2 separate regions of the Homo sapiens genome follow, and region 1 is linked to region 2. Evidence: chromatin contacts called from ENCODE Hi-C or POLR2A ChIA-PET data. All regions are on one chromosome and are shown on one strand. Each heading gives the region's core, a stretch centred on a gene start or an enhancer-like site at or near the end of the contact. The rest is flanking DNA. Distances are from core to core; before and after follow the strand shown.

The links. A loop is a pair of places that touch in the nucleus more often than their neighbours do. ChIA-PET counts read pairs that join two places held with the same protein, here RNA polymerase II (POLR2A). Pooled maps may share reads with other maps.
Region 1: a loop to region 2 is called in a map with no recorded cell type, with 3 times the contacts of the local background. The contact joins the promoter of YPEL1 here to the enhancer-like site in region 2. A Hi-C loop is called at or near these places in 3 of 37 single-sample maps with no recorded cell type and 3 of 50 pooled maps. POLR2A ChIA-PET finds 5 or more read pairs at or near these places in 14 of 52 experiments (A549, A673, B cell and 11 more).

What each region holds. Positions count from the first base shown.
Region 1 is chr22:21,733,927-21,737,137 of GRCh38, reverse strand. YPEL1 (yippee like 1) reads left to right here and starts at 1,344. Exons shown (of 5, transcript NM_013313.5): 1 at 1,344-1,523. RefSeq lists silencers at 776-1,625, 1,646-1,695.
Region 2 is chr22:21,687,998-21,691,514 of GRCh38, reverse strand. It overlaps PPIL2 (peptidylprolyl isomerase like 2), which reads right to left. Exons shown (of 20, transcript NM_014337.4): 14 at 3,409-3,442; 15 at 2,666-2,783. Among named protein-coding and RNA genes, the nearest start is that of PPIL2, 24 kb to the right of the region's middle. RefSeq lists enhancers at 1,097-1,206, 2,472-2,521. Within about 2 kb of position 1,819, at least 4 of the 41 ENCODE cell types and tissues checked have a DNase peak (open chromatin) inside an H3K27ac peak, as active enhancers do.

The DNA of each region.
Region 1 (3,211 bases), core at 95-2,594, 46 kb before region 2:
ACATACACAGTGGGTTGCAGAAAACAAGAGAATACGTCCAGAGGACGCTGATAACAATGTTATATACATTGTGACCTCAATAGAGGTTTTGTTGTTTTCTTGGTTTTTTTCTTTTCTTTTTTTTTTTTTTTGTTCAAGAGGAAGGGTCTCGCTCTGTCACCCAGTCTGGAGTGCAGTAGCGCGATCATGGCTCACTGAGGCCTCGACCTCCTGGGCTCAAGTGATCCTCCCGCCTCAGCCTCACAGGTAGCTGGGACTACAGGTGTGCACCACCATGCCTAATTTCTTTCTTTTTTTTTTTTTGGTACAGTGTCTCACTATGTTGCCCAGGCTGCTCTTGAACTCCTGGGCTCAAATGATCCTCCTGCCTCGGCCTCCCAAAGTACTGGAATTACAGGCGTGAGCCACCACACCCAGCCTTCAAATATATATATTCAAATAATACATATCTATTTTCAAATAATATATATTTTTTTAAAGAAGGGATACGGAACCAAGAAAACAGTGACATTAGAGGCGTGGGGGTGGCGCAGGCTGCCGGGGCGTCGGGAGCACTACCCAGAGGAAGGGGCTTTCTGTAGGGTCTGACGCGGCAGTCCTGGAGCAGAGCGAGGGGCCAGACGCAGACCCGGGGGGTCCTCCGTGGCGAGGGGGTCCTAGGGGGTTAGGTCCTTGGGTTCAGAGAGGGTGGTGGGGACGGGACAGCACGGACGACCGCATTCTGGGGACCCGGCCGCGGAGGGGTCCGGCCAAGGCGGGCCCTGGTCAGGCGCACACAAGCTCGCCTCGGCCTCCACGTCCGTCCCCTACAACGCGGCCGACCGCGCGGACGGGCGGTACGTGCACGGCGCTGGACGAGGAGGCTGCGCGCAAGCTCGCCTCAGCCTCTGGAGCTGCGGGCCCTGCACGCCCTCGGCCCATCCCCGCGAGCCGGAGGAACGAGTGACCACCACCGCCAGCCCCGCCGGCCGAGTGTCCCTGCCCAGCCAGCCTGCGTCCGAGCGCGGCGCTCCTCGCGGAACCCGCCCCTGCTCTCGCCCCGCCCCGCGCGGCCCCGCCCCCGTGTCCCTCGGCCCTTACAGGCTGGCTCCGAGGCCGCGCCCGGCGGGTCAGCCAATGGGAGTGCGGCGCGCCCCGCGGCACGTGGGCTCCTGCCCGTCCCGGCCGGGTGCGAGCTGGCGGAGCTCCTTGGCCCGGAGCGCGCGGGGCGGGGGCGCGCGGGGCAGGCGGGACGCGGGGCGGAACGGAGGCAGGATGGGGGCGGGGCGCTGGCGACATGGCGCGCTGATTGGCCGGCGCCGCGCTCCAAGGCTGTTAACGGCGTCTGGGCCGGGCTACGGCTCCAAAACAAAGGGCAGGCGGCCCGCGGGGCGGCGGCGGGAGGATGCCTCGCGCCCTGCCTAGGCGTTAACGGCCTCAGCGCGTCCCGGGCCGCGCCGGGAACGCCTGAGAGCCGAGCCCGCGCTGACCGGGGCCCGGGCCGGATGGGCGCTGCGGGCCGGGGCGCGGACCGCGGAGCGGCCGTGAGTACGGGCGGGCCTGGCTGCAGCTGCGCGGGCGGTTACTTTGTGGCCACCCAAGGATACTGTGGCTGCGGGCGGGCCCGGGAAGCACCTGTTGGGCGTCCGGGCGGGCGGGGGCGCGAGCAGGGCGGGCCTGTGACTTTTTTGTTCCGTTTTGGATTTTGATTTGTTGATATTGGGCTCACTCCGTTTTGGCACAGACAACAACGCCTAATCTTTGATTCCCCCGCCGTTTCTTCTCTCCACCTCCCCCGCTGTCCCTCTTCTCCCGCCCCGCCGTGAAAAGATAGGGAAAATGGACAAGATCCCTGATTTTTGGATTTTCCTTCCTTAAAAAATACAGCCTCAACTGGGCAAGGAAATGAGGGCAAAAGAGGTCTCCTAGGAATGTTTATCAGAAAGGCGGAAAAGCTTTTCAAGTAGCCACATAAAGATCATGACTAAAATGGAGCGTCCTCGGTATTTACCACTTGTGGCATAGGTTTCGTTAACAGAGATTGCAAAAGCCTGAGCTTCAGAGATCTAAACAGGGTCCGCCTCCCCCATGCTTGGCTCTGATTGACATCTTTGATGTCCAAATTATGTGCTGAATTCTAAGGATGGAAAAAAGGCTGAGATTCTATTTTAGGCAGATAATGAACATGGAAGACATCAATTTCCCCGCCCCACGCTTTTTCTGTTCCGTTGCATTTCTTCTTCCTCTATCTAAAACATACCCACCTTAACCTGATGTTTCCTTTGCTAAGAATGTTATTCTTCCCACCCACCAGCCCCTGACACTCCTAATTCCCTACTCAGGTCCCAAGACTAGGTTTACCACCACTGGGGAGACTTTCCAGGCACCTCACCTGAGCAAGCTATAGATGTGACAAATGTTTGCTGAGCCCCTGCCAGGTGCCAGGAGCTGTGCTTAATCCTGATGTCATTTTGTCTTACAATCATGCACTGGTCCCCCTCAGGGCTCTTGCGAGGCAATGGTAGTGGCATGTTTGAGGAATAAGAGGATCTCCAGGACCTTCATGGTGTTTCCTCTTGGGCCCTACAGGGTAGAGTCTCATCTACTTGTGGGAACCCCTACGGGTTGGGCCCATATTGAGCATTTATATAATAACTGAGCGCTCTTAATTACCAATCTGAGCAATAGTCTTCTTTTAAAATAACTTCTTATTTTGGAAAAACTTTAAATTTACATAAAGGTTGCAAAGATAGTACAGACAATCCCAATATATCCTACACCCAGTGCTCCCTATCCTTACCCCATCCTACACTGCTGTGGTACACTTGCCAATATGAAAAACACCTGGGTGCATTCTTGTCACTAAACTGTGGGTATTAAGCCTTTTCACCTTTGAATCACTGTAATTTATAAAGCCATTTCTCTGTTTGTTTCTTTGTTTGAGACAGGGTCTCACTCTTGCTCAGGATGGAGTGCAGTGGCACAAACACGACTCACTGCAACCTCCACATCCTGAGCCCAAGTGATCCTCTTGCCTCAGCCTCCCATGTAGCTAGGACTACAGGTGCACACCACCATGACTGGTTAACTTTACATTTTTTTTTGTAGAGACTGGGGTCTCACTTAATGTTTCCCAGGCTGGTCTTGAACTCCTAGGCTCAAGTGATCCACCTGCCTCAGCCTCCTGAAGTGTTGGGATTACAGGCTTGAGCTGCTATACCTCACCATAAAG
Region 2 (3,517 bases), core at 570-3,069:
TAGAGATGGGGTTTCACCGTGTTAGCGAGGATGGTCTCGATCTCCTGACCTCGTGATCCGCCTGCCTCGGCCTCCCAAAGTGCTGGGATTATAGGCATGAGCCACCGCGCCTGGCCTCCTCCTGGAAAATCTTTAATTACAAGAATCACAAAAGGGAAAACAAAGCTGTAACAAATTAAAGTCTAATGATCTTTGAATACGGTAAAATAGGCAAACCTTTGGCAACAGTTGTCCAAGAAAGCACAAAATACTACTAGAAATAAGAAAAGAAGGCCGAGTGTGGTGGCTCATGCCTGTAATCTCGGCACTTTGGGAGGCTGAGGTGGGTGGATCACCTGAGGTCAGGAGTTGGAGACCAGCCTGGCCAACATGGTGAAACCCTGTCTCTACTAAAGTACAAAAAATTATCCTGGTGTGGTGGTGGGCGTCTGTAATCCCAGGAGAACCGCTTGAACCCAGGAGGCAGAGGTTGCAGTGAGCCGAGATCCCGCCATTGCACTCCGGCCTGGGTGACAAGAGTGAAACTCCATCTCAAAAAAAAAAAAAAAAAAAAAAAAGAGAAGGTGGCAACTGATCTGTCAGCAGTTTCACAGGCTGGTTAAGCCAAAGAGAAATAAAAAATAATAAAATGATTCCCTGCCCTGGCCCCTGCCAAACAACAAAAACAAACCACGCACCCAACCTACTTGAAAATAACCAACAGTCCTAGGCAATCCTTGGCTGAGAAGAAATTGAAAGGGAAGCTACCAACAACCAGCAAGCAGTGAAGAGGGAACATGCACCCTCAAAATGACAGACGTGGCTATCAGAAACACACATGGATTAAAGTGAGGAAGGAGGAAAAGCACCATGAAGAAGCAAAGACAGAAACTGAAAACAATTACAAACCCTTCAAAGTGAAGTGAAAACAGACAAACCCTTCAAAGACCACTAAGGGACTGAGGAATGGAAAGTGTGATTAGGCATGAGAAAAAAAGGTCAGCACAGCGAGGCCAAGAGAATACCAGCCTTCATGGAAACAAGTGCCCGTTAACCCTGAAATGAAAGCCCCAAGGAAGTGGCACGAATAGCTGCCAGCTGCCTTTGCCCAGCTGTTAAGCACAGCTGACTCGTTTGATTTTTTTTTTTTTTTCCAGACAGGGTCTCACTGCTGCCCAGGATAGAGTGCAGTGGCGCGATCCTAGCTCACTGCAGCTTTGACTTCCCAGGCTCAGATTATCCCCCCACCTCACCCTCCCAAGCAGCTGGGACTACAGGCGCACGCCACCATGCCCCGCTAATTTTTTTTATTTTTTGTAGAGATCGGGTTTTGCCATGTTGCCCAGGCTGCTCTCGAATTCCTGGGCTCAGGCAATCCACCTACCTCAGCCTCCCAAAGTGCTGGGATTACAGGTGTGAGCCACCACGCCTGGCCATCCCTGTGATTTTAACCATTCCAGGCCACAAAGCCACAGCCAGCCCTGCTCGTAACATGCAGGGGCCACACCTGTCACAGCAAAACCTGCTGGAGCCAGTCCACACAACCGAGACCACGTGTGACAGTGAGCTGGCAGAAGGCCACGGCGAAGCCACGACAGGCCAGGGTTCACCCCAGAATGCCACGGAGACACCCATCCACTCTGGCCTTGTAGTGGCCACATCCACAAATCCCGGGAGGACCAGAAAAAGGACAGAATCATCATAGTAGATGCTAACAAAGAAACCTCTAAAAAGTCAGCCACCCTCCTAAAAACAGCCCAACAACAAATGTTCTGAGAAGGCAAAACAGCGATTTCTGTGGAGCACAGCAAGATGCCCACATCCTCCTCCCCCATCAGGCCCACGGTGACGTGACGGTGACGTGACTGATGTGCACACCAGGGAAGCAGAGAGCAGACCAGCTTTTGGTGATAAGCGTGACTATCTAGAAAACCCAAAAAAATCTTAAAAACTTTTGAATTATAAGATAATTTGTTAAAGTGGCTAGATATAAAATGAACGGTAGTTTTTCTCTACATGAGCAATGATCCCCAAAAGTTGGGAAAAAAAAAGTCCATTTACAAAAGTATCATAAACTATAAAAAATCCTTAAGAGGTTGCTTTATCCCGGAAGTCACAGGACCCATGTGAAGAAAACGATTGAAAGACTGAAACATAACATCAGGCCACTGTCTGGGGATGGAAAGGGCACCTCTGTTCTTCCACAATACAGGCATCCGGCCCCTGTGTGCATGGCCCTGCTGGCCCCCCATCCCCTGCCTCCTGCCACCAGACTGCACACTGCTCCCCACATGCACCAGGGCCAGACCTCCTGTGTCTCTCCAGGCGCCTCTCCCTGTGCAGCCTGTGCCCTGCACAACCCCTCCCACACGCTGACCTCCCCCAGCACTGCCTGGCCACAGGCACCCACACGAATGCCTGGTCCCTGTCAAGAAGCCCTTCTGGACCTCCAGTAATTCCCGACTTCTGGTCTCTCGAGGACACACCCGGTGCGGGCAGCTCTCCCTGCTGACTCACTCTGGGGACCCCCTTTTGAACGCAGGTGCACATGCTTGGCCTAGGTGTGCCGTACACCGTCTGGGTATGATTCAGAACCAGCACACCCTTCAGAGAGGGCCAAGAGGAAGAACCCGCAGAGAGTGCCGGCTCACCTCCCAGGCCACCCCAGCAAGCCCAGCTGACTCACAATTGAGACCTGTTGCTGTTGGGCCCGGAGTTGGCCATGCTGAGGATGCCGCGGCCCGTGTGCGAGAGGTTGGGCCGGAACTCGTCTTTGAAGGGCTTCCCCCAGTATGACTCCCCACCTGGAAGAGAAAGGCCCATGGGAGCAGGAAAGCCTGGGCCCCAGCCGAGGCAGAACTAGAAACCTCAGAGTCCCGAGGGGCATCAGGGCCTTGCTGAGCCCAGCCTGGGGCAGGGGCACTTGATAGGGAGGCTCCCAGCCCCACGCCACCAACTCCTGGGTCCCTTGGAGCCCCCACGCCTCCAAACAGGCAGGCTGCTGCCCACTCACCCCAGCCCCGCCTGGGGCCTGCCCCGGGACAGGGATTAAAGAGTCAAGGCCACCATCATCATCACTCAAGCTATGGGAATACAGAGGTTGGGGGATCTGGACCCAAGCAGCTGCCAGGCTGAGGGGCTTGGAGAGGCTGCAGGAGGGAGGGCTGGCCTCAGTCTGAGGCAGACCCCAGGGGCCCAGGGAAGAGACCACACACTCTTGCCTCCTCTACCATGCAGGCCTCACAGCCACCTGGAAATGAGAAAACTGAGGGCCAGGCCTGAGGGGGCACAGCACTGATGGCTGCCAGTCGTTCCACCCTGGTCTAGCAGATTCCATGTCTGAGCTGTGCACAACCCCTGCCCAGCTACCCCCTCATGCCCCACGGAGCAGCCAAAGTGCCCAGAGAGGGGCCCAGCACCAGTACCTACCCGTGCCTGTGCCTGTGGGGTCGCCCCCTTGGATCTGTGAAAACAAAAGCCAGTGAGCAAGTCACACTCTGAGACCCGAGGCCCACCGCCTGCCTGACTGAAGGACACC